Regions from separate parts of the Mus musculus genome. Here region 2 is linked to region 1. Evidence: chromatin loops called from intact Hi-C (ENCODE). Cell type or tissue: heart. All regions are shown on one strand. Links, peaks and the distances in the headings refer to the core of each region. The heading gives the core; the rest is flanking DNA. Region 1 holds the start of Dpep1 (dipeptidase 1). Region 2 holds the start of Pabpn1l (poly(A)binding protein nuclear 1-like).

Region 1 (11,311 bases), core at 1,000-8,999:
TGGTCATGGTGTCTGTTCACAACAGTAAAACCCTCACTAAGACACTAGGCAATATCCTAGAGCCCCTGGAGGTCCACAGCCCCTTTCCCAAATGTCACTGTGAAACACATAGTTTTGTTGTTGTTTGTTTTTGTTTTAAGAGTTAGCTTCTTTTGAGACAGGGTCTTACTATGCAGCTCTGGATGGCCTAAAACTCTCTATGTAGCTCAAACTGGCCTAAAATTTGCTGTGATCTGCCAGCCTCTGCCTTCCCCATGATACAGGTTCATATCACCCTACCCAACCTGTTTTGTGTGCTTTTTTTTTTAGATTTATTCATCTAATTTTATGTGTGTATTTTATTTTTTGCCTACACATATATATGTGTACCATGTGTGTGCCTTGTGCCCACAGAGATAAGACAGCATTACGCCGGGTGTGGTGGTGCACGCCTTTAATCCCAGCACTGGGGGGCAGAGGCAGGCAGATTTCTGAGTTCGAGGCCAGCCTGGTATACAAAGTGAGTTCCAGGACATCCAGGGCTACACAGAGAAACCCTGTCTCGAAAATCAAAAAAAAAAAAAAAAAAAAAAAAAAAAAAAAGACAGCATTGGATTTCCCCAGAACTGAATTTATAGATGGCTGTAAGCTACTATGTGGATATTAGGAACTGAACCCTGAGTTGGGCAGGGGTGGTGCACACCTTTAAACCCAGCACTTGGGAGGCAGAGGCAGGTGGATCTCTGTGAGTTTGAGGCCAGCCTGGTCTAAGAGTGAGTTCCAGAACAGCCAGGGCTACACTGAGAAATCTCGTCTTGAAAAACCAAAAAAAAAAAAAAAAAAAAAACAAACCCCAAAAAAGAAGAAGAACAACCAGCCCTGGTCCTCTCCAAGAGCAACAACTACTCTTAATCACTGGGCCCACTCTCCAACCCCTGGCTTGTGTTTGTGATTTTTTGTTTTTTGTTTTTTTGAGACATGATCTCACTATGTGGCTCTGACTGTCTTGAAACTCACTCTGTATACCAGGCTGGCCTCAAACTCAAAGAGACCCACCTGCCTCAGCTTCTCAGGTGCTGGGATTTAAGGCCTGTACCACTGTGGCTGGAGTCATTTCTATTTTCAAACAGGGCCTTTCCATTATCCTAGATGGAGCATGACGTCATTATGAGATCCAGGATGGCCTCAAGCCTTCAGTGACCCTTTAGCCTCAGCCTCCCAAGTCATGGGGTTACAAAGTGGAAGCAAGGACACCCAGCATCATGTGCTAATTGACTCGGGTGTGTGACATCCATGTTCTAAGTCACCTGCCACCCATCAGCTCTGCTTCACTCTAACACCATCCACTCCCAGTCACAGCTATTCCAAAGCCAGTCAGTCCAGGAAGTTCCCTTGGAAAGCTCAGGGAATGGCCCCTCCCTAAGGCCGGTGCTCAATCCATCGCTCAACAAGGGGATACAAGCTTCTCAGAAGGCGGCCACGGAATGGGCAGGATGGATTGTCCTCCCTCTCTGGCCCCACCCACTCTGTACCTGGCGCAGATTTCTCATGATACACTTACTGAATGGATAAAGGCACAGGTTTGGGCTGGCTGAGGCAGCCTCTCCAGCTCTCTATGGCAGGGCTAGGCAGCTTCCAGGGAAAGGACTTTAATCTTTAGTCTGAGGACACTTACAGCCTGTCTAGGAAACTCATCCCCACTGTAGGTGCTGGGGAGGGGTGGAACACTTGAAAGAGGTCCCAGATACCTCAGGAGCCCCCTGCCATACTTGGAGCCACCCTGCCCACCTCTCTCCTCTTCTCTCTCCATGGGAAGACAAAATGGGATTCCTTTCTCCCGAAGAAGCAAAGCCATCTCTGCCAGGTCTAAAGGTGGCCCTAGAGTCTGTATGCCTCAGGGATCAAGGGTGCTGGTGGAAGGGCCATTGGAGGGATGACCCAATGGGCAAGTGATTGGCCTGCAGGATAGGAGGAAGGGACAGTTAGCTAGCTGTAGAGTGACCATGCTCTGGCCGCTGCGTGGTAAGGAGCTGGCAAGAGGTCTTCAGGTATTCCAGTGACGTCAGAGGGATGGGACACTTTGGAATGGCCATGCACCGTACTCCCACATGCTGTGTGACCTCCACGAAGAAATGAGAGAGGCAATGGGACACTTGGAAGGGAGCCTGGAGGATGCTCAAGAGGACATTCCTGGTGTAAAGCCACCCTCACCTCAGCTTGTCAGCTGGGATCCAGGGAGGGGACTTGGATCCCTCCCTCAGACATATGGCTAGAGAGTCGGGAAACCTCAGAATCCCCCAGACAAAGCCAAACTCTGACCTTCATGAACCCTGGGATCTAGGGACCAGGACACTTTCCTGTCCCTCTTACACTCTCTTTTGCTGAAACTGTGTGGGTCCTAAGATACTCCACTGAGAAGCTGAGGCCAGAAGAAGACAGGATCCATGGTTGAGCAGGTGGAAAGGTCCCCCCCCCCCGGGGTCTGGAAGCCCCTGACCCTTGCGGGCATCTCGATAGGGGGTCACCCACTCACCCGTCGATGACCGGTGTGGTTCTCATGATAGCCACTGCCTGGTCCCGGAATGAGTCCGAAGCACAGATGGCCAGCAGAGACCAGAACCACCAGATGATCACCATTTCAAGGTCCCCAGGGATCTGCTTCCACAGCGGCTTTGGCACCTCCGTGCCTATGCACAGAACAGAAAAAAATGTCTAAGGGCCAGATGGAGCTGCTGTGCCTGATCAGGAGAAAGGACAGAGGCCTTTGGTCCGGGTAATTAAGACGGAGTCCAGTTTACAACTTCCAGTGTTCAATGAGTAACTACTCCATTCCCTTTCAGGATAGGCAGCGCAGATGATACCACACTGGGCGTTGCTGTGTTGGCCAGGTAGAAGCTTAGGAAGAAACTGGCATTCTAGACCCCAAGACAGACTCAGAAGGGGCTAGCGCAAAGCAGTTTGCTTATCATCTGGCTTGCTGGTGCATCTGCCCCTGGAGGCTTGGTACCTTTATAACATCTAATAAGGGTCCTCCTAGCTGGGCAGTGGTGGCACATACCTTTAATCCCAGCACTTGGGAGGCAGAGGCAGGTGGATTTCTGAGTTCAAGGCCTCAGGGCTATACAGAGAAACTCTGCCTCGGAAAAAAAAAAAAAAAAAAAGAAAAGAAATAAAAAAATAAAATAAATAAAGGTCCTCCCTGTGCCTATCCGCCTCCAGGCACCAAGGCCTCTTTTTCCTTCTGATCCAGAAAGGAAAGGTCTTAGTCAGCTGTATTTCCTTGGCAGATGTCTGAGCCCCCCCCCCCCCAGCCTGAGGTCCCCCCCTGCTGAGAGCACATCAATGATTGCTGGGGAGGCTGGGTCAGGTAGCAGCCGTCAGCATATCTTATATGTCATCTTCCCAGCTCCCATTGTGCCTGGCAAAGAAGCCCCAAGAATCCTGAGTCCCAGGAAGAGACACTGTCCTTGTAGCTCTGTGGTATCTGGGTCAGGTGACCATACACACTCAACCCTGTGACCCACTGTTGTAGACAAGATGGCCACGAAGGCCTCCTGCTCTACTCTGTCAGCTGCCATTTTCCCTGGGTTGGGTTTGCAGTGCTCTGTGTCTGTGTTTTAAGGCGGGTGGGTGTGTGACAGGAAAGAACTTGTCACTTCTGGGTAGGATGTGTCTGAGATATTGCAACCCATTGTAACCCAGGCTGGACTGGAATTTGTGGTAATCCTGCTGTCTTTGCTGCTGCCCACCCCCCCCCCCCAAGATCTGGGTTTACAGGCATGGCCGCCACACCCTGCTGCTTTTTTTTTTTAATTAATTTATTTATTATATGTAAGTACACTGTAGCTATCTTCAGGCACTCCAAAAGAGGGCGTCAGATCTCGTTACAGTTGGGAAGAGCAGTCAGTGCTCTTAACCACTGAGCCATCTCTCCAGTCCCCACCCTGCTGCTTTCACTACAGTTTTTAAATCGGTATCCTTCCTCAACCCCTTCAATTAGACATAACAATTATTTCTTTGTTACTCCTTTGGTAGCGCTTTCTCTCCTTGTTTAGCAGCCTTATGTAATTCCCTCCCAGAATCCTTAGTGCCTAAATCATGTTCCACAACATCCCCTTAGGAGCAGCACCCGCTGGGTTCATCTGTTCTCTCTTCTTCTTCTTCTTCTTTTTTTTTTCGAGACAGGGTTTCTCTGTGTAGCCCTGGCTGTCCTGGAACTCACTCTGTAGACCAAGCTGGCCTCAAACTCAGAAATCCACCTGCCTCTGCCTCCCAAGTGCTGGGATTAAAGGTGTGCACTACCACACACACCCGGCCTGTTCTCTCTTCTTATCATTTCTCTTGGGATATTTATTTTGCTTGTTTGCAATTTTGCATTTTTTTTTTTTGTACAGGATTTCTCAGTGTAATCTTGGAACTTTATTTCGTGGACCAGGCTGGCCTTGAACTCGGGGGCTCTGCCTCCTGGGTGCTTGGGATCAAAGGTATGCACCACCACTGCCCAGCTTGGCCTTGAACTCTTACTCATGCGATCCAAGTACCAGGATTGTATAAGCACACCACCACGCCCAGCTCGGATTGTTGAAAACTGCTTTTCAAATGTCTCCGGTCATCTCTGTGCTGGTTGGAAAGCCCTAAAGGAGCTGGGGATTGGCGCTCAGTATTGCAGCCTTTGCCTAGACTGCATCAAGCTAGAGCTCCACTCCTGCTTCAGATGTGGAAAGCACAAAAGCAGAATAGTGTAGTCTCCCCTCCCCTAGCCTGAAACCTGCTTGCTCAGGGGTGGAGCTTCCTGCTCATTCGTTCTGCCACGCCCACTGCTGGAACCTGCGGAGCCACACACGTGCACCTTTCTACTGGACCAGAGATTATTCGGCGGGAATCGGGTCCCCTCCCCCTTCCTTCATAACTAGTGTCGCAACAATAAAATTTGAGCCTTGATCAGAGTAACTGTCTTGGCTACATTCTTTTCTCTCGCCACCTAGCCCCTCTTCTCTTCCAGGTTTCCAAAATGCCTTTCCAGGCTAGAACCCAGGTTGTGGTCTGCTGGCCGGACACAACAGAATAGTGTGCCTTGGAGCTCCCGGTTCGAATCCCGCTTCATCAACTGTAGGTAGGTCGATCTGGGATTTTATGAGCTGCTCACATTTCTCAAAATTGAGAAGTCCTTGTGTCGCCTTCTTTTCTTAAGTAGAAAAAGCCAACCTTCCTAATGCTGGGACCCTTTAAATACAGTTCTTCATGGTGTGGTGACTCCCAACCATAAAACTATTTTCATTGCTACTTCCTAACTGTAGTTTTGCTGCTGTGATGAATCGTATTGTACATACCTGGTGTGCAGGATATCTGATACGTGACCCCCGTGAAAGGGTCGTTTGACCCACATGCTGGGAACCACTGAGTCAGAGGACTCAGAACTGAGCCTTTGGGAGAGGGCGAGACACTGACTTGCTCATACATAGAACTTCTATAATCCTGCACTTGGGAGGCTGAGGTCGGACAGTGGCACATTTGAGGCTAGCCTAGGCTGCAGAGTAAAACCTTTGTCTTTAAAAGCTGTGTCTTAGTCGGGCATGGTGGCACACGCCTTTAATCCCAGCACTCGGGAGACAGAGGCAGGTGGATTTCTGAGTTTGAGGCCAGCTTGGTCTACAGAGTGAGTTCCAGGACAGCCAGGGCTACACAGAGAAACCCTGACTCGAAAAACCAAAAAAAAAAAAAGCAGTGTCTTCCCGTTTGTTCTGAACTTTTGATTGGCCCAGGTCCTCCCACTGGGTGGCGCTCCCACACTCTCCCGGTCTTTCAGGCTCCTCACACCACAGCCTCCTCCCTCCCAAGCGCTCTCATCTGGCTTCGCCTCCTCCAGGATCCCTAGCTGCCAGCTTGGAGCCTACGGCTTCCACTTATTATCTGTGCTTTAACTGTTCCTCCGTTTTGGCTTAGCCTCGTACTTGATTAGGACAGGTCTTCACAACAGCCTCTGGCAGTGGGTGTGCAGGGACCACATTTCTGAGCTTTTGCAAGCCTGCATTATGTCTATTCAGCTTTCAGACCAGGTCAACGGTTTGCTGGATGTGCAGTTCTGGGTTGTAAACCATTTCCCCATGAGCTTGAAGGCTCCAAAGTCTGTCTCACTTGAGCTGTTGATAGGAACGTCGTCGTCGGGTCAGCCGCATATAAATAATAATAAAATCATAATATTTTGTTACCCCAGTCCTTTGCAGACGGCATGTTTTTTTCTTTTCTGGGGAGTGGTAGCCTCCTCCTGATATCAGTTCTGTGATTTCTCAGTGAATTACATGTTTGTCATTGAGTTCTTTTTGTTGTTGTTGTTGTTTTTGTTTTTGTTTTTTTGAGGCAGGGTTTCTCTGTGTAGCCCAGCTGGCCTCGAACTCAGAAATCCGCCTGCCTCTCTGCCTCTAAGTGCTGGGATTAAAGGCATGTGCCACCACTGCCTGGAGAGGGCTTTTTGTTTGTTTGTTTGTTTGTTTTCCCATTTCTAAAGGCAGGGTCTCCTGCATCCTCCAATTTACTAGCTGAGTGTAACCCTGAACTTGTGATCTTCTGGCCTCCTACTGCCTGGTGTGGGGCACACCTAATTATATGTGGAAGATAGACTAGAGCCCTGGCGCCTCGTGAACGCTAGAGAAGACTCTGCCAGTTCAGGTACATCTCTAGCTCCCTGTCTTATGGACACTTTCATACATACATATGTGACGCTTTGTTCTCGTGTGCCCCCTCTGCCCGTCCCCGCCCTCTTCACTTATCTTGCGGGTGTGTCTATGTGTAGGTGGAAGTGTGCTTGTTTGTAAGTGGGCTAGCCCACACGGCTACTTTGTCTTTGGAATGTGTGGGATTGGACTCTGGCTTTGTGCACGCTAAGCTAGAGGACCGCCTTTGATAGTGCTTCTCGGGAACAGGGTTTGGGAGACAGGATCTCTCTTTGGGAACCGGGATTTACGGATTTGGCTAGGTTGGCTGGCCCAAGAGCTCCGGGGATCTGCCTGTCTCTGTCTCTCCCATACAGCTTTTTTTTTTTTTTTAAGATTTATTTATTTATTATATGTAAGTACACTGTAGCTCTCTTCAGACACTCCAGAAGAGGGCATCAGATCTCATTACAGATGGTTGTGAGCCACCATGTGGTTGCTGGGATTTGAACTCAGGAAGAGCAGTCAGCACTCTTAACCATTGAGCGATCACACCAGCCCCCCCCCGCCCCAGCTTTTTTACATGAGCATCAGGGAACAAACTCATGTACTCAATTCATGCCTCTGTGGCAAGTATTTTACCTCTGAACTATCTCGCCACACCCTACTTTTCATTTTGAGGGGTGCCTAGGCTGGCCTTGAACTTTCAATCCTCCTACCTAGGCTCACACCCCATGCCCTGCCTCATTTCAGGTGTGCGTGTATGTGTGTGTGCGTTTCGTGTGTGTGTGTGTGTGTGTGTGTGTATGTGTGTCCATGCGTTTATGTGTCTGCATGCATTTGTGTGTGTATGTGTGTGTGTGCATGCATGCATTTGTGTGTGTGTTTTCTTTTTCTATGTCCCTGGGTGACTTCCTCTCTTTGTCTTCATGTTGTATCTCAGAAATTATATATTCAGCTTCCCAAGACTGGCTTCTTGTTCTCCCCTTGGCACTCAGCTTTGCTTGCGAAAGCCACTTCCCTCTGCAGCGACACTATTTTCTTTTGTTCCCTTTGGTTCGCTGAATGGACTCCAGCCTCTGTTTTCCCATTTCCGGACTTTCCACGGCACTGACAGTGTCCCTTGACCAGCAATCCCCGTTGCTCCTCTACCTGATGTTTAAGAGTAGAGAGGCAGCAGCTGAGTGGGTGGGGCAGGGCGGGGCAGGGCTGTGTGGGACTGGAAATTGCACTGACAGGCAACAAGAGCTTGCCCCAACATCGAGGTTCTCCAAGTGAACCAGGAGCACTGTTGAGAAAAGCTATCCTGGTTCTGGAAGACTTCTGCCTCGGGGTGGGGTGGGGTGTCTCTCAGTGGCTTCCTCCTGCCTTGACTAGGGTATAGTTCTCTCTGACTCCCTCTGTCTCTCTCTCTCTCTCTGTCTCTCTCGAATCTCATCCAGGGCATTTCAGAATCCCACTGTCAACCAACGCCAACCCCAGCTGTCTGTGACATCTCTGCTGGGTTAGGGAGCCTCCCTACAAACTCTTTGCAAACACTCTCCACAGGGCTCCCTTTGGAGTGCACCTGATACCGTGTGATGTTGGCATGGCCCCACTGAGGGACCAGTTAACAGCCTAGGTGCATAGACAGCCCCAGGTCAGAAGCCAGGTGGCTGGCTTCATTGGGCCAGCCAGCTTTTCTTTTTACATTTTTATTTGATGTGTGTGTGTGTGTGTGTGTGTGTGTGTGTGTTTCAGACACTGCTTTCTGCCTGCCTTGGTGATTGCTTCTCAAGAGATCCATACCCAACACTGGCCTCAAGTATCGCTTTCAAACTAACAGTTGGCCTTGAACCACATCCCTTTATTCTATGTATAGGATGGTGTTACTCACTAGAAAAACACGCTTACTTGCCAAAAGCAGAAAGAACACAGTAAAAATAAACACATGCTACCTAAACAGTGTTCTTCAACTCCAACCAGAGTCAGAGAGGATGCCATGGAGCAATCAGTAAACCATATTCCAAACCCCTAAAAAATGTGCTACATTGAGCAGGGTGCCTCAATGGGCCTGCAGTTACCAAGTCCTGACACAGAAGACCCGGGAATAAATCGCTAACCGGAATTTATCACAGATCCTTCTACCAAGGCTCCTTGGGATACGGGACCTTAGGAGGCTGCCTCTAAGCAGCCTCTTGTAACTTGAGACCCAAATGGGCTAATTTGACCTTGGTCCTGCCACCAGCCATCCATGGGGCAGTAGAGACAACTGCACTGCAGCACATAGACCTCAGACCTATGATCTCATGCCCTCCATAATCACAAGTCACAGCGCATGTCCAAACACAGGGACATCTCAACACACTGGTTGGGTGGCATCCCCGAACAGTAAGAACATACTCCACATGTATGCCTGTAAATCTACACGTTACACACTACATGTTACACAGGTACTCCCTCATAAACACCATCTTCAGTAGACATGTACATACATGTAGACATGTATGAGCATACATATCCACATCTGAACGTGACTCTCTGTACAGAGGGATCCACGCAGACACGGACCTGCCCGGGTCCCACATGCTCACGCTGGTCACCACGGACAGAAACACTTGGGCATTCCCAAACAAAGAGCTCCAAACACATGGATGTGCTTTGGAATCCATATGTGGACTTTTCCACACATATTAAGCAGATACTCAGATGCCCAGACAACTGTAGACACATGTGTCCACATAGGCCTATCATCTGTCAGGACATACACTCTCCATATGGCCCCTGCCACACTTACCGGTGGCCCGGGGGTGGATGCGCCCAGCCACTCGGGTACCACCCAGTTCTATGCCTTCTTGGGTGTCTACAATGCTGCCTTCAGTTTCATATGACTACTTGTGGGGTCTCGAAACTAGAGCCCCCAGCGAGGGCTTCTGGCGAGGCTATATGGAGCAGTAGCTTGCCCATCATCTATCCGTATGCCTTTTCCCCAGGGGGACGTCACTGGGTCACCAGTGGCTCAGCAGACCAGTCTGTCTCCCAACTGTATACCAGGCTGACATCTGCACAGAGATCCCTCAGACCTCTAGATTTTCAGGACCAACAGCCAAACCTTCACCCTGACCTCTGTCCCCAAAGCCTAGCTCCTCAGGGGCTGTGCCATATGACGTTGCAGGCCACCTGAAGAGTAGTTCTTCCTTCTGACACCTCCAGTCCATCCCCAGGTGTGACTTCTTCATATCTCCCCTCACCCTGCCTATGAGTCCCACATAGCTCCTAGTTTTCTACCCCACAGGGTCATCTTTCTCATTTATCACCCCAGCTTTCAATGCCCTGCCTGCATTAAAACAGGGTCCCGCTTTTAGCTTCATCTTCACCCTCCCCCACACCAGACTGGGCATCCAGAGGGAACACTTTTTTTCTGCCTGCCCCTCCGTGTCTATCATCTGAACACCCTCGCCTCACAGAGCCTCTCCCTTCAAGGTGTTGCTCGACGACGACATCCTCCACATTGAGGTCCTGTTTGCGGTCTATCCGTAAGTTTCCTCTGCTCTCAGGATCTTTTCTACCCAGGAGTGGAAAGGGCTTTCTGTCCCTCATTACGGCTTGGCCTCCACCCACTGCTACTTCCCAGCACCCCAACACTCACCACGAGCACACGCGGGTCAGGGGTGCCAATGTGGCTTCAGTCCTGTGGCTGACACCCAGAGAGACGGGACAGCCTGCTCCTGAGTCCTCCAGCTTTGAAGGGCCACCTCTTTAAAAGGGAAACTCCCCGGGGCTCCACAGAGTGCCAAGGAGAGCAGACAGGACTAATGTATCACACATGTCAGCTGTTCCTCGTCTCCGAAAGGCACGCAAGCCCTCAGTAACGCAGAGCATCCGGTGGGGTCCGGGTCTCTGGGTCAGCCGTCTGGGGAATGATAGGCCTTTGGGGCCATAGCCAGTAACCTGAGCTCTCCAGCGCAGAGGTCGAATGAGTTAACATTTACCAGGCTAACAGAGTTAGGGAGCCACAAGAGGAGTTTGGGCTGTGGTCTCAAAGTATGTACACACTCTTGAGTTTATTCTGCTGAGCTCAATATCCTGAGGTGGCCTTGGGATCTGGAGTCACATATTTTCCTCCGTCTTCTGACCGGTCCCCTTATCACTCCCCTCATTACTGAAGTGAAAATGACCCGTGCTTCCCAGTTGGGACAGCCAGTTCCCCAACCCAGGAATGAGCCAGCACTGTTAGGCCCACCCCTGGGAGCCCTTGGATCCATTGTTCCAACAAGGAGGGTTGATCTCTCTCCATCCTCACCATAAGGAGAAACAACAGCAACCTCAGATTGGAATGTTCTCTGGCAGAACAACAGGCCTTTCGAAACTGTGGGAGGGTCTGGTGCCTCTCTGTAAGCGGGAGGCAGGGCTTCTCTGTGGCTTTAAGATTCTGTGGAAGCAGACAGCAGGGTGGTCCCGGTGGTAAGACAGAAGGAAAGGCCAGGTCGGTCGTCAGGGAAGGGCACAATAGGAAGGAGCACACAGGGCCCTCTGCCCCTGCTCTGGCCCACCCTTAGGCCTGGCTGTGTAACTGTGTGTGGACTGCTCCCTCTCAGAGCTTCAGTCATCCTGTGTATGGACGACGACAACCTATTTAGCCAGTGATGTCATAGACATTGAGATCCCAGGTTTTAGGAGAGGACAAAGACAGTGAAAAAGCC
Region 2 (11,311 bases), core at 3,312-11,311, 570 kb after region 1:
ACCCCCTCCCCCCGCCAAATGAACCTTGGACCCCTGAGTTTCAAGGGCCTGACCTATAGCTTACGGCTGGGGCCAAGTTCTTTGAGCTGTCCACACGAGGGAGATGGTGAGACCTGGCTGAGAAAAACAGCAAAGGCTTGAGGGGCACTGAGGGCCTGGTGGAGACACTGGGTCTGAGGGAACACTGAAGGGACACTCAAGGCCTGAGGGGTCACTGAGAGCCTCAGAGCGGCTCAGCAGAAAGACCCTTCTCTCCATCTGCTCCTGTGGCAACTGTGTCCTGGCTAAAGAGAAGGCTCCTCTTGAACCAGACACCCAGCCATAGCGCTTCAGGCTGCACCAGTAGCTGCCTGGAGGAAGCGACTGTCATTAGTACTGTGACCGGCTTGGAACATGGTGTATTTTTGAAGGCATTGTTGGGAAGGCCAGCATCGGGGTAAGCCTGTCCCTAGGCCAGGCGCCTGGCTGGAGCCCCACTGGGCCTGGCGTGTCAGCGATCTCAGGATAGCACAGAGAGGAGGGTGACAAAATTTTTCCACTGCAGACACTGAGCTCAGGGGGGAGACTGGCCAGGGAGGGCCTGAGCCCCATCCAGACGGCCTTGGCCTGGGAACGGCCCGCCATGCCCTGCCTTCCACATGGAAGTACAGGAAAAATCCAGGCCGGACCCCAAGAGAGCTTCATACAAAGAGATGGAGGGCGTGCAGGAGGACATCCGTGGCCGCTTGTCTATCCCTGTCCAGTCCATCCTGTATGGCCAGCTTGTTCTCAGTATAGATGTGGATGCTGCCCCTGAGCAGCTCTGGTTGGCCAGGAAAGACCTAGGGAAGAAACTGAAGCAGGGCTGGGGAGAGCCCAGTGCCACTCAGTCACTACATCTCAGGTCATGTGACTAGTCTCTACTCAGACTACATTATCTCAGGTCATGTGACTATTCCACAGAGTCTCCTTCTTTTATGAGGCATGGAACCCACACCAGTTTTTATTACTAGTGAGTTGTTTTCGACAGTACCTCACTTTGGATCCCAAGCCGGCCTTGAACTTGTGATCTTCCTGCCCCAGTACTGAGTATAAGTATGAGCCATCACATGAAGCGTGATACAGCTTTCAGCCACTTTGAAGAATTAAACGGTACATGAGGAGTCAGGCTAGGGTCAGAAGCACACAGTTTCTTAGGGCTGCACCAGCCACAGCTGCTCCCGCCTCGGCCTCCCAACCCCTCTGCCAATCCCAGGATGTGGGGGTGGCAGCCACCAGACTCCACTTACAATATAGCTAAACTAATCCCATCTCCTACCTGAGCCAGATTCTCAGAGAGACCCTATTGCCGAGCCTGGGGACAGGGTCACAGAAGACATGAGGCTATGGAGTCACCAGAAATTCCCTGTGGAGACCTCTTAGGGTCATGTTAACACACACAGCTGACTCAGAGGCTCAGCAGGGTAGCCTCAAGAATCATCGGTACCCGTGTCTAGCCAAAAGCCAGCAATATGTTTCTAGATCCGCCCCTCTGCTGGAAGCCCCAGTAAGGAGTCAATGGATGTAGGCTGGCAGGCAGCAGTCCTGGGAGGTGAGGGCAGAGGGGCAACAGATGAACAGGGCTGGGAACTGATGTACCCGCCTACAGCCTACACCGCCAAGTAGATGTCACCCAGGTTGTACAGCTCAGCCTGAGCCTTCCTTGTGGCAACAAGAACCATCTAACTAGTGCCTGGCTATAATAGACTCCCACCTAGGCCTGAACTCTTAGCCCTCGGGGGTGGGGGTGGGGGTGAAGGGGGTCGGGGGAAGGGGTGGCTTGCTCAAACTGACCCAATGTATCCTGACATGCACAGTGCCACCTCTCCCTGAAATCTGTCCTTTTCATAGGACAATTAGGTAGCTTGAACAAGATCCGATTATCAGTTAGGTTCTATTGTCAGAGCTGTGGTCAGGGCACGCGGCATATCCAGGTGACAGGCAGACTCCAGGAAGCTCACAGCGTAGCCATGGTCATGTGAGTCCCTGCCCACCCCGCTTTGGGCTCTCATCCACCCTCCCCTGAGTGTTTCAGGGATGCAGCTGGTGAAGAAGACAGGAGATATTCAACCTTTGACCCCTCTGGTCAGTAGCCTAGCCCAAGCTGGGAGGCCTTCTTAATCTTTAGGGCTTTAGTGAAAGCAGCTGGTCAGGGGGAGCACTTAAAAGGGAGGGCCACGGGGTAGATGCAGCTGCAGAGGTAAGCAGACCCAGAGAGGCAAGGCTCCCCAGGTCCGCCCTCCTCGCCTACCTCACCTACAGATGGAGCCTTACCTGAGCAATGAGCTCTTCCCACCCCCCACTGAAGCCTGGCTCCAGACGGTCTCCTCAGATCCTGAGGCCCAAGGTTGGGGGGCCTGGGGCAGGACTGAAAAGACCTCCTTGGTGCCAAGGGCTGGGAGTAGAGCAGGAAGTGACAAGGAAGCAGAGGAAAATGAAGATGCGAGCTTCCTTCTCTCCCTGCTGGAACCAGAGAACCTGGCCAAGTCCCCAGTATTCAACCAGGTAGCACCCCGTCACAAACCGTGCAGGAAGGTGTGGACCTGGGCATGGAGGGAGGAGCACAGGTGACTAGGGGCGAAGGAGCCAGTGCTTCAGACCTCAGAGGCCTCTCTGACTAGGGGGAGGTATCCGGGCAGGAGAGGTACCAGGGGCCTTAGCTCCTAGTCCTGGACTATGGCTACAGGAACAACAGGGTGATCTTGGTTATCCCCTAGTAGCTATGGCTTTCTGCCGGCGCTGGCTGGCCACACCTGCCCTCCATTCTAGAGGGGCCTGAAGGCCATCTCAAACTTACTGTGGCGTGGCCAACAGGAGTTGGAGGCCATCAAGCTGAAACTGTGGGCCATGGAGCATGCTGAAGCCCAGCCGGAGCCACCCTGTGTACAGAGAAAGGCCACAGAGGAAGAGAGGGCTGAGGTCAGACAGCTGCTGAGCCCTGAGACCGTAGGTAGGAACCTGGGACTCTCGCCAACCCTGTCCTCAGATGGACAACTGTCCTTCTAAATCCTTGACCACTTAGCTAAGACTCTAAACCCACCTGTGTTCAGTGGAAGAGTACTCGGCATGGGCTGCATATGAGGACAATTGAGGGAATACTCTGAATCGCACCCACAATCCACAGTGTGACCGCGGGAGCCTGGGCGACCTTCCCTGGGGGTCACGAGGAATGGGCTCCTCAATGAGGTCCTCCCGCTAGTTCTGAGGTTCTCTCTCCCTACAGACTGCTTCTTCTCTAGGACCTCCAAGGAAAATGTGGAGGCTGACCACAGATCTGTCTTTGTAGGCAATGTGAGTAGAGAGGGGGGTGGCGTGGTCATAGCCCTCCTAGGGTGTCTGCCCCCAATTAGGGCATTTAGCTGGGCAGACCCCTCCACGACTGGCCTGGGTGGAGCTGGCTATGAGTTTGAGGCAGGAGGCTATGGAGTTGTAAATGCAAGTGTCTCCAAGGCCAAAGTGGGAGGCCTGGTGCAGAGGGAAGGTAAAACCCACGGGGCCGAATAGTGCCCAGGCCTTGACTGTTCATTCAACCGAAGGTGAGGTCAAGCATTCAGGTTTAATGGGCCACATACCCGGCATGTGCTAATTCCTGAGACCCAACCAGCTGTCCACACAGGAAACACTTAACTGTCTCTCAGCACTGAACCCTGGGCAGGAGTGGATACAACTTCAGCCCATGCCCAGCCAGGGGCCAACCAACCTTGGGGGGGGGGTCCCTCCAACCCCTTTCTGCCACAACGCCTCAGCAGGAGGGAGACGGGGATAGCCCAGCACTTATACCAGGTACCCTTTCTGTGAGCAGGTGGATTATGGTGGCTCAGCTGCAGAGCTGGAGGCCTACTTCAGTCCCTGTGGGGAGATTCACCGGGTCACTATCCTGTGCGACAAGTTCTCTGGACACCCCAAGGGGTCAGTGTCGGGCTATGGCAGGCTGGGCAGTGTGGGTGGGGCTGGAGCTAGCCCCTCACTCCTTGCTCCAATGTTCACCACCTCTGTCCTCCCCCAGCTATGCATATATAGAGTTTGCTTCGCACAGATCTGTCAAGGCTGCTGTGGGGCTGGATGAGAGCACCTTCCGAGGTCGGGTCATCAAGGTATGTTTCCCCAGGGGTCTCCATGCGCCTGTGGGCCACCACTGAGCCTTGTGCAATAACTCACAAATCCTCCACCAGGCTCGGAGAGGTTAGAGTGCCTGACCCTTTGTGCATCTTAGCTGGGTGGGCATTAATCAGAGTTAGGAAGTGATGAAAACTCTCAGACCTAGGGTGGGGCTTGGCGTGGGCGGGGCTTGGTGTGGGCGGGGCCTGCCAGAATGGGCCAGGAAGATGCTGGCTATTACCAGGATGTCCTGTGATCACATTTGCATCTGAGAAAAGTTGGAGGGATTATTTCAGCCTAAGTGATACCACAAGTCAGGAGCCCCAAGCCCTGGTCTCAGCCTGGGCCCTGGCTTCAGGCCACCCTGGCAAGAAGGGTACAGACCAGTGTCTTGGAGCATGACATGGGTTCCATCCAGGTACTTCCCAAAAGGACGAACTTCCCAGGCATCAGCTCCACAGACCGTGGAGGGCTGCGGACACACTCGGGCAACAGGGCTGCCTTCCTGCACGGTAGCCTCCATCGAAAAGCTCGGTTAAGAGCCCATGGACGGAGCCGGTAAGTGGGCCCAAGTGGGACTCTGAGTCTGGAGATCTGAGCAGCAAGATTCTTGGAGCCTGACCCTTATGCTGGCTGTAGCCAATCTGCACAGTGTCATGCTAAGGGAAGACTATTGTCCCTCACATGAGCCTTAAAGGTTGGGGCACTTGGCAAGGGGCTGAGGGGGAGGCCTCGTGGCTTCCAGCAGCCTGTGCAGGCTCTGTGTAAGCTTGCTCCCTGCCTGGTGGGGCTACTTGTTCCTGGGCACTAGGACTCTGCAGGCGACAAGCAGCCTCCTCTGGCCTGAAGCATAGGCTAACTAGTATAAACAAGGCTGCAGTTGAGCCCATGTGACAAATTCTAGCCCCAGGCTTCCTTCTCTGGAGTCACCCCCTCAATAAAGCAAAGGCGCCCCCAACAGTTTCTGGGCAGCTCGGTGGTAACTTTAACCCTGATGTTCTCCAGGCCTATCCCCTCTGAAGACAACTGAGCTGCCTTTGTTCTCCCCCACCCCCAACTCTCTGCAGGGGCCATGGAGGAGCACCACAGTGGTTCTCTCCCTACTGAAAGAACAGCCCAGTTTTTAAAGCGGGACCAGGAGTAAACTGCTGTCTCCACTCCCTCCAGATGGGGCTCCTAGCCTGGCAGCCCCCAAGGGCCTTTGAAGGTGCCCAGATCACCAGGTCCCAGTGGGAAGGCACTGGGCAGGGAGGGGAGGGAGGGGAGGAAGGCTCAGGGTATGCTGGGATTGGCATTCTCGAGTACTTTTAAAGAAAAATAGATATGTGTGTTAATAGTAGAATGTAAATTATTAAACTTGAATATATTTTAAGAACATGTGATCAGCCTCATTTCTTGATTCTCCCTCAGATACAGGTTAGCATTGACCCTTTCTCCAAGGCTCCCCACACAGAGGGTGGTAATGGGATATGGCATGAGTCCAGAGGGGGGGCTCTGGCTCTGCCTTCTGATTCAACCAAACTCCAAAACTCCATCGCCATAATTCTTCCTCCATGCCTCAAACTGGCTCTCTAGATACACCAGCACTTCACCTCCATCCTGCTGAAGTTATCTGAGCTGGTCAGGTCAAGAAGCAAAAGTGGGGCCTCTATGCTGAACTCTGAGTGTAAGAAGCAAAAGTGGGCCTTCTATGCTGAACAGTGTCTGTCTGTCTGTCTGTCTGTGTCTGAGGGTGTGTGTGTCTGAGTGTGTGTGGGTCTGAGTGTTTGTATCTCTGTGTGTATGAGTGTATATGTGTGTGTCTGTGAATGTGTGTGTCTGTATGTGTCTGAGTGTATGTGTATGTCTGTGAATATGTTGTGTGTGTGTGTGTGTGTGTGTGTGTGTGTGTGTGTATCTGGCAGACAGGCTACCCTGCTCTGCCACTGTACTCAGGAAGAGAGCTAGCCAGGCCCAGGTCTGCGGATACACACGCTAATCTGCACTTACCACCTTGCTGTATGTTAATGTTATCCTTAAGCCCCAGTAGAGCTGCCTTGCTTCTCCTGCTCCCCGAACCTGGAGAGCTCTGAGAACGAGCTGTGCCCTTTTCTAGGCTCCATCCATGCGTGACCCCCCCCAAGCCATTTTCACATGTCCCCTGTCCTCAGTGGATATCCCACCCCCCAATGCAACCACATCTTCACCTCCAAAGCCCAAAGGCAGCCTGTGACCTTATTGAAAAAAGATCTCTGAAGAAACGTAAGAATTAACTCCAGAGTCAGGTGTAGTAGTGCACACCTTTAATCCCAGCACTCAGGAGGCAGAGACAGGTGGAGCTATGTGAGTCTGAAGCCAGCCTGGTCTACAGAGTGAGCTCTAGCACAGCCGGGGCTACACAGTAAGCTCCTATCATCATCGCCATCACAATAACTACTACTCCAGGAGCATTCCAGACTGCCTGTGGACCACACATCCAACAGCGGGTGAGGCTTGGGACAGCTGTGAACAAGGGAGGCAGAGTCTGAGCTGAGGCTTGCAAAGAGTCGCTGCAGCTCCAGGAGCTGGCCAAGACCTAGAGTAGATTCTCTCTGGGCATGCAGGAAGTAGCCCTGCCCCCAGCTACTGTGTTAACTGGCCAAGGCAAGTTGGCCTGTGGTATCAATACAGTAGCCCCCGTGAGCCTGGACAGCCTTTTTATTTTTTTTTAACCTTTGGAAGCAATTGGTTCCATCCTGACCAGCTAGGAGTGACTGCCACCCAGTGGGCAGATGGTGAACAGCAAATTGGCCCTAGGGTGGCCTTGCGGGAAGCGGGGGGTTGGGGGGGGGGGAGGGTTCCCCAGTATCAAAGTAAGTGACCTGGCAGGGCCCTTGACAAGGATGATGCCTGCTCCTCTTCAATTCCAGCTTCAGGACTTCCAAGTCCCTGGCCTGGGTCTCCTGGCAGGATATTTGCTCCTGAGCCTTGGACATATATACATGCATAAGTGTGTGTGTGTGTGTGTGTGTGTGTGTGTGTGTTTGTGTGTGTATATATATGTATTTTTATATACACATATATATATGCGCCAAGTTTTACACATACATATATAAATACACATATACACACATATACATATATATACATATATGTATATGCCAAGTTCTCTTCTTGGGAAGGACCCGGGAGTTCTTCCTGATAGACCCAGGTCTGTCCAAGCCAAGGACAGAAGGCTGAGGTGCAAACACCCCTCAGCACAGCGTCTACACAGTAGTGAGAACCCTACCAGCCCTGCAGTCTCTGCCGTGAGCATTGTCAATGGCAAGCCACAGTTTCCCCTCTCAGAGTAAGGCGCCCTGGACCCAGGTCTGTAGAAGGACAGTACCAGAAGGGAAGACAGGCAGCTGATGGCCCTACAGACTACCTGCAGCAAATCACAAGCTAACCAGAGCCACCATCTTGGCTCCGGGGTGGACAGCCTGCCTCTTAACAGGCAGGCGGTGACCATGGTCTCCGAGGCCAACCTCAGGGTGGAATTCACCTGCAAGCCTGATGCCCACACCCAGGCGAGCAGAGCACATTATAAGCTTTCTTTGCTGAGCTTGATAGTGAGAAGACTCAATGTTCTCACACACAGTGCTCTTACACATAATCTGTCAGAAAACCCAAACAGGAGAGAGCTCTATGTTATTGCCTCACATGAAAAGCTGACGCAAGGGGGCTGGTGAGATGGCTCAGCAGGTAAGAGCACCCGACTGCTCTTCCGAAGGTCCTGAGTTCAAATCCCAGCAACCACATGGTGGCTTACAACCATCCCTAATGAGATCTGACTCCCTCTTCTGGTGTGTCTGAAGACAGCTACAGTGACTTACATATAATAAATAAATAAATCTTAAAAGAAAGAAAGAAAGAAAAGCTGACGCAAGCCGTCCAGGGCTGGTTCATCAGCCCAGACTTAGGCCCCTTTTGCTCCCTCATCTCGTCGTCTTGCTCTCAAGAGGGAGACCTAACCTCCCGCTTCCAGGCAGGAAGAGAGCAGAGAGCCTCGAGTGTTCTACACACCAGCCAGACCTACTTTTAAAGTATCTTTCCTGCAGGTTCCTCCCAGAACCACCTTTTACACATTGTAACTGCCTGTCCTGGTATGAAGAGGAAAGGGGGAGGGTAGCAACCGGCATTGAGCCAAGTTTCTCCAGGAAACCTGAGGCTCACTCTGTGAGGAGGGAAGACTGGGGCATAAGATGCAGTTTCCAGGGCAGCTAATACTCAGGGAGGGTGACCTCCCAAGATCCCACCTGACTGGTGCTCCTTCCTTCCCTTGCCAAACCCAACCCCCCACTAAAGGCTTTAACCAAGTCCATCTGGGCTCTGTCCATGTCAGTCAGCTGCATGTTGAACTTCTCAAAGCAACTTCATTTCTCACTTTTATCGATCAGGTGGGTGGTCTGGCTTCTCTTCGTACTGCATTTTGTAATAACCTTGTGCTCTTGGAGAGAAGCCCTGAGATGCAGAGATGGACTCTCTCCCACTCCACCCAGCTCACGTGGACAAATCCCAGCCTGCTGGGCCCAGGCATGAGACACTCTACAGCGAAGGGGAGGTCCTTGGCTGAGGACTTGGGGAAGCCAGAGACTCTGAAGACAGCATGGAGCCATGACAGCTAAAGGGGACTCAGGCTCAGGACAGGTCCTCTTGGCCTCTGCCTCTCCTAGGACACCAGTATTTAGCTACGCTGCCCGGAGGCATGGAAGAGCCAGCTTCAGGCACCACCTCCACACAGCCACAGGACTTCTGAGGAGAGCCTGGTTTGTCCCTGGGGATGCATGGCCTAGGAGCAGCACTGGGGACCTTGCTGGTCTCCATGCTCACAGACAGGAAAGGCTCCTGGAGGTTCTCCTCTGCGACATGGGAGACACGCTTTGCTGCTGTGTCCCACAGAGCTTTACACCTCTTACCACCCCCTGAGGCTAGCGCTGGGCACAGCACTGGGCTAAGGCTAGCAATGAATGGCAGATCCAGAACGTCGAGGGCCCTTGCCCAAGAAGGAAGGTGTGTGTCTGTCCGCCCTGGATCGTCTCTATTCTCTGAAGCTGGCTCTCGGCTCCCCATACCCTACACCCTTCTGAACCACCCACCTGCTCAGACAATGGAGGCCCACAGTCTCCTATCACAGCATCCTCCCCTATACCACCCAGCTGTGGTCACAGCCCCTACATCACTCTAGAGTCTCTGAGACCAGCTAGCTGGTCCTCAGCTGAGCCCTCTCTGCTGACACAGGACAACGTAGATCTCATCTTGTGAGGCCTTTAGTAGAAAAGCACAGGGGACACAGCCCTGCCCACAGGGTACACTCAGGGAGCAGAAAGGGAATAAATAAGTATCATCCAACAGGGGTGAACGCAGGCTTCTCTTCTGAACGACTGAGGCAGGCAGAGGTCCCCACTCAGCACACCTGGATCATCATGGAAGTCACCATGGTATCAAAGGCCCTGAGAAGAGAATCCAGATTTAGAGCAGGACGGGCTATGGCCCTGCCCGACCGGATCCTCGGGATTCTGGAGCTTTCCTAGGGTTCAGGGAAGCAGACTTTGTACCCACCATGCCAGGCAGTGACACCCACCACCCTTGCACAGCCTCCACAGGCCTCTTATTCCACAGATTTCCACAGCATGTCTCCCACGGTAAGGTCCACAGGGAGCAGGCAGGGATAAGCAATGAGCCCCACGAGCAGGCAGTGCTGTCTTTGCCCTGTATGGCTTAGGGACACCTGGGTTCTCTGTCTTAGGATCTAGGTGGACCCAAAATACTTGATGTCTCGGCTAAAGGAAGGTGCCACTCAAGGGCCTGCTTGAGCCACCTGTCAACTGAAAGCAACTCCTTGGGAACAGTCCCTGAAAAAGAAAATTCTGGGGCTGGAGAGATGGCTCAGCGGTTAAGAGCACTGACTGCTCTTCCGAAGGAAGGTACTGAGTTCAAATCCCAACCATTTATCATGAGATCTGATGCCCTCTTCTGGGGTGCCTGAAGTTAGCTACAGTGTACTTACATATACTAAATAAATAAATCTTTAAAAAAAAGAAAAGAAAAAGAAAGAAAAGAAAGAAAGAAAATTCTGGAAGCAGGTTTGCAGTGCCTGCATATGAAGTCCATGCCCCCTGATGAGGCACCTGCATGAGGTCCATCCAGCTGGAAGGGAGACACCCAAGCCAACACAAAAGGCACGCCAAGCAACAGGAGGACATTGCCTCCGAAAAGGGTATGCCACAGCATGAGCCCTTGCTGAGCCTTCTCTAGGTCCTCAGGTACCCACAGACACACCTGGGAGGTCAGATGGGTGAGCCTTGGCCCAATCTGCCCATACACACAGAGGTCTGTGTCAGCGCTACGTTAGAAAAATGGGGCTGACTGCTTTGAAATAGTGGCCTTGGGACAGGGCTCCTACGTGGTTCCCTTGCTTTCCTAATGACCATGTTATCAAAAAGCAGGTCCCACCTTGACTGGATGCGGTCTCCCGGGTTGTAGAAGGGGTTGCACATCACATCTGTGTAAGAGTTATGCAGCTTCCGGAACATCTAAAAGAAGAGCAAACGAAGCCGGGCAGTGGTGGCAAATGCCTTTAATCCCAGCACTTGGGAGGCAGAGGCAGGCGGATTTCTGAGTTCGAGGCCAGCCTGGGCTACAGAGTGAGTTCCAGGATAGCCAAGGCTATACAGAGAAACCCTGTCTCAAAAAACAAACAAACAAACAAACAAAAAGTAGAAGAGCAAACGAACACCGGTTAGATGAACGCACTCATGGGGCTGTTGCAGGCTTTTGCCTTCCCAGTGCGGAAAGTGAGGGGCAGATACCCACCTCAGCCCTCTGCACTTACACTGCGGATCTCGTTGTCCCGAAGGGCTGTATTGGAGGAATCCACGACCATGACAAATTTCACCTTGGAATTGGTCACATACCCATATCTGCACGGCTGGTTAAGGAACAAGCCTTGGCACAGAGGCTGTGTGACTGCATACGACACACACCGCATCACAATCAAGAGCCTGCAAGACCTTTGTGAACACTCATTTCAGAGAAGCCTAATACCTGGAGTCAGAGGAAGTGCCAGGCTTGGGTGGCTTGGCAGGAACCATGCAGGTGTGCACCTGAACTGGGGAACAGCCCAGCCTCCTTTTGAACTGATCCTGGGCTTGGGATGTTAACTTTTGCCATCAGTGTTAACACAGTGACTGCAACA

The links. Hi-C counts contacts between places; a loop is a spot of excess contacts. Peaks named below come from ENCODE experiments on the same cell type or tissue, not always from the same donor. Only the 100,000 strongest peaks of a DNase experiment are listed, where the experiment ranks them.
Region 2: a loop joins it to region 1, with 2.3 times the contacts of the local background. A loop is called at or near these places in 3 of 42 quality-filtered maps.

What each region holds. Positions count from the first base shown.
Region 1 is chr8:123,185,388-123,196,698 of GRCm38, reverse strand. It overlaps Dpep1 (dipeptidase 1), which reads right to left and starts at 10,464. Exons shown (of 11, transcript NM_007876.2): 1 at 10,258-10,464; 2 at 2,513-2,666. The coding sequence starts at 2,616. In heart, for the core only: a CTCF peak has its summit at 5,761 (motif pointing right); a DNase peak (open chromatin) is centred at 5,828; H3K4me3 peaks cover 307 bases; H3K27ac peaks cover 273 bases; H3K27me3 peaks cover 175 bases.
Region 2 is chr8:122,613,646-122,624,956 of GRCm38, reverse strand. Trappc2l (trafficking protein particle complex 2-like) reads right to left here. Exons shown (of 5, transcript NM_021502.2): 3 at 10,949-11,036; 4 at 10,570-10,649; 5 at 9,366-9,566. The coding sequence ends at 9,521. It overlaps Pabpn1l (poly(A)binding protein nuclear 1-like), which reads left to right and starts at 2,222. Exons shown (of 7, transcript NM_001007462.1): 1 at 2,222-2,523; 2 at 2,833-2,968; 3 at 3,242-3,309; 4 at 3,821-3,927; 5 at 4,025-4,112; 6 at 4,535-4,674; 7 at 5,184-5,486. The coding sequence starts at 2,281. The coding sequence ends at 5,223. Mir6396 (microRNA 6396) reads left to right here and starts at 2,582; the gene lies at 2,582-2,692. In heart, for the core only: a CTCF peak has its summit at 6,847 (motif pointing left); DNase peaks (open chromatin) are centred at 6,647, 6,866 and 8,666; H3K27ac peaks cover 1,580 bases.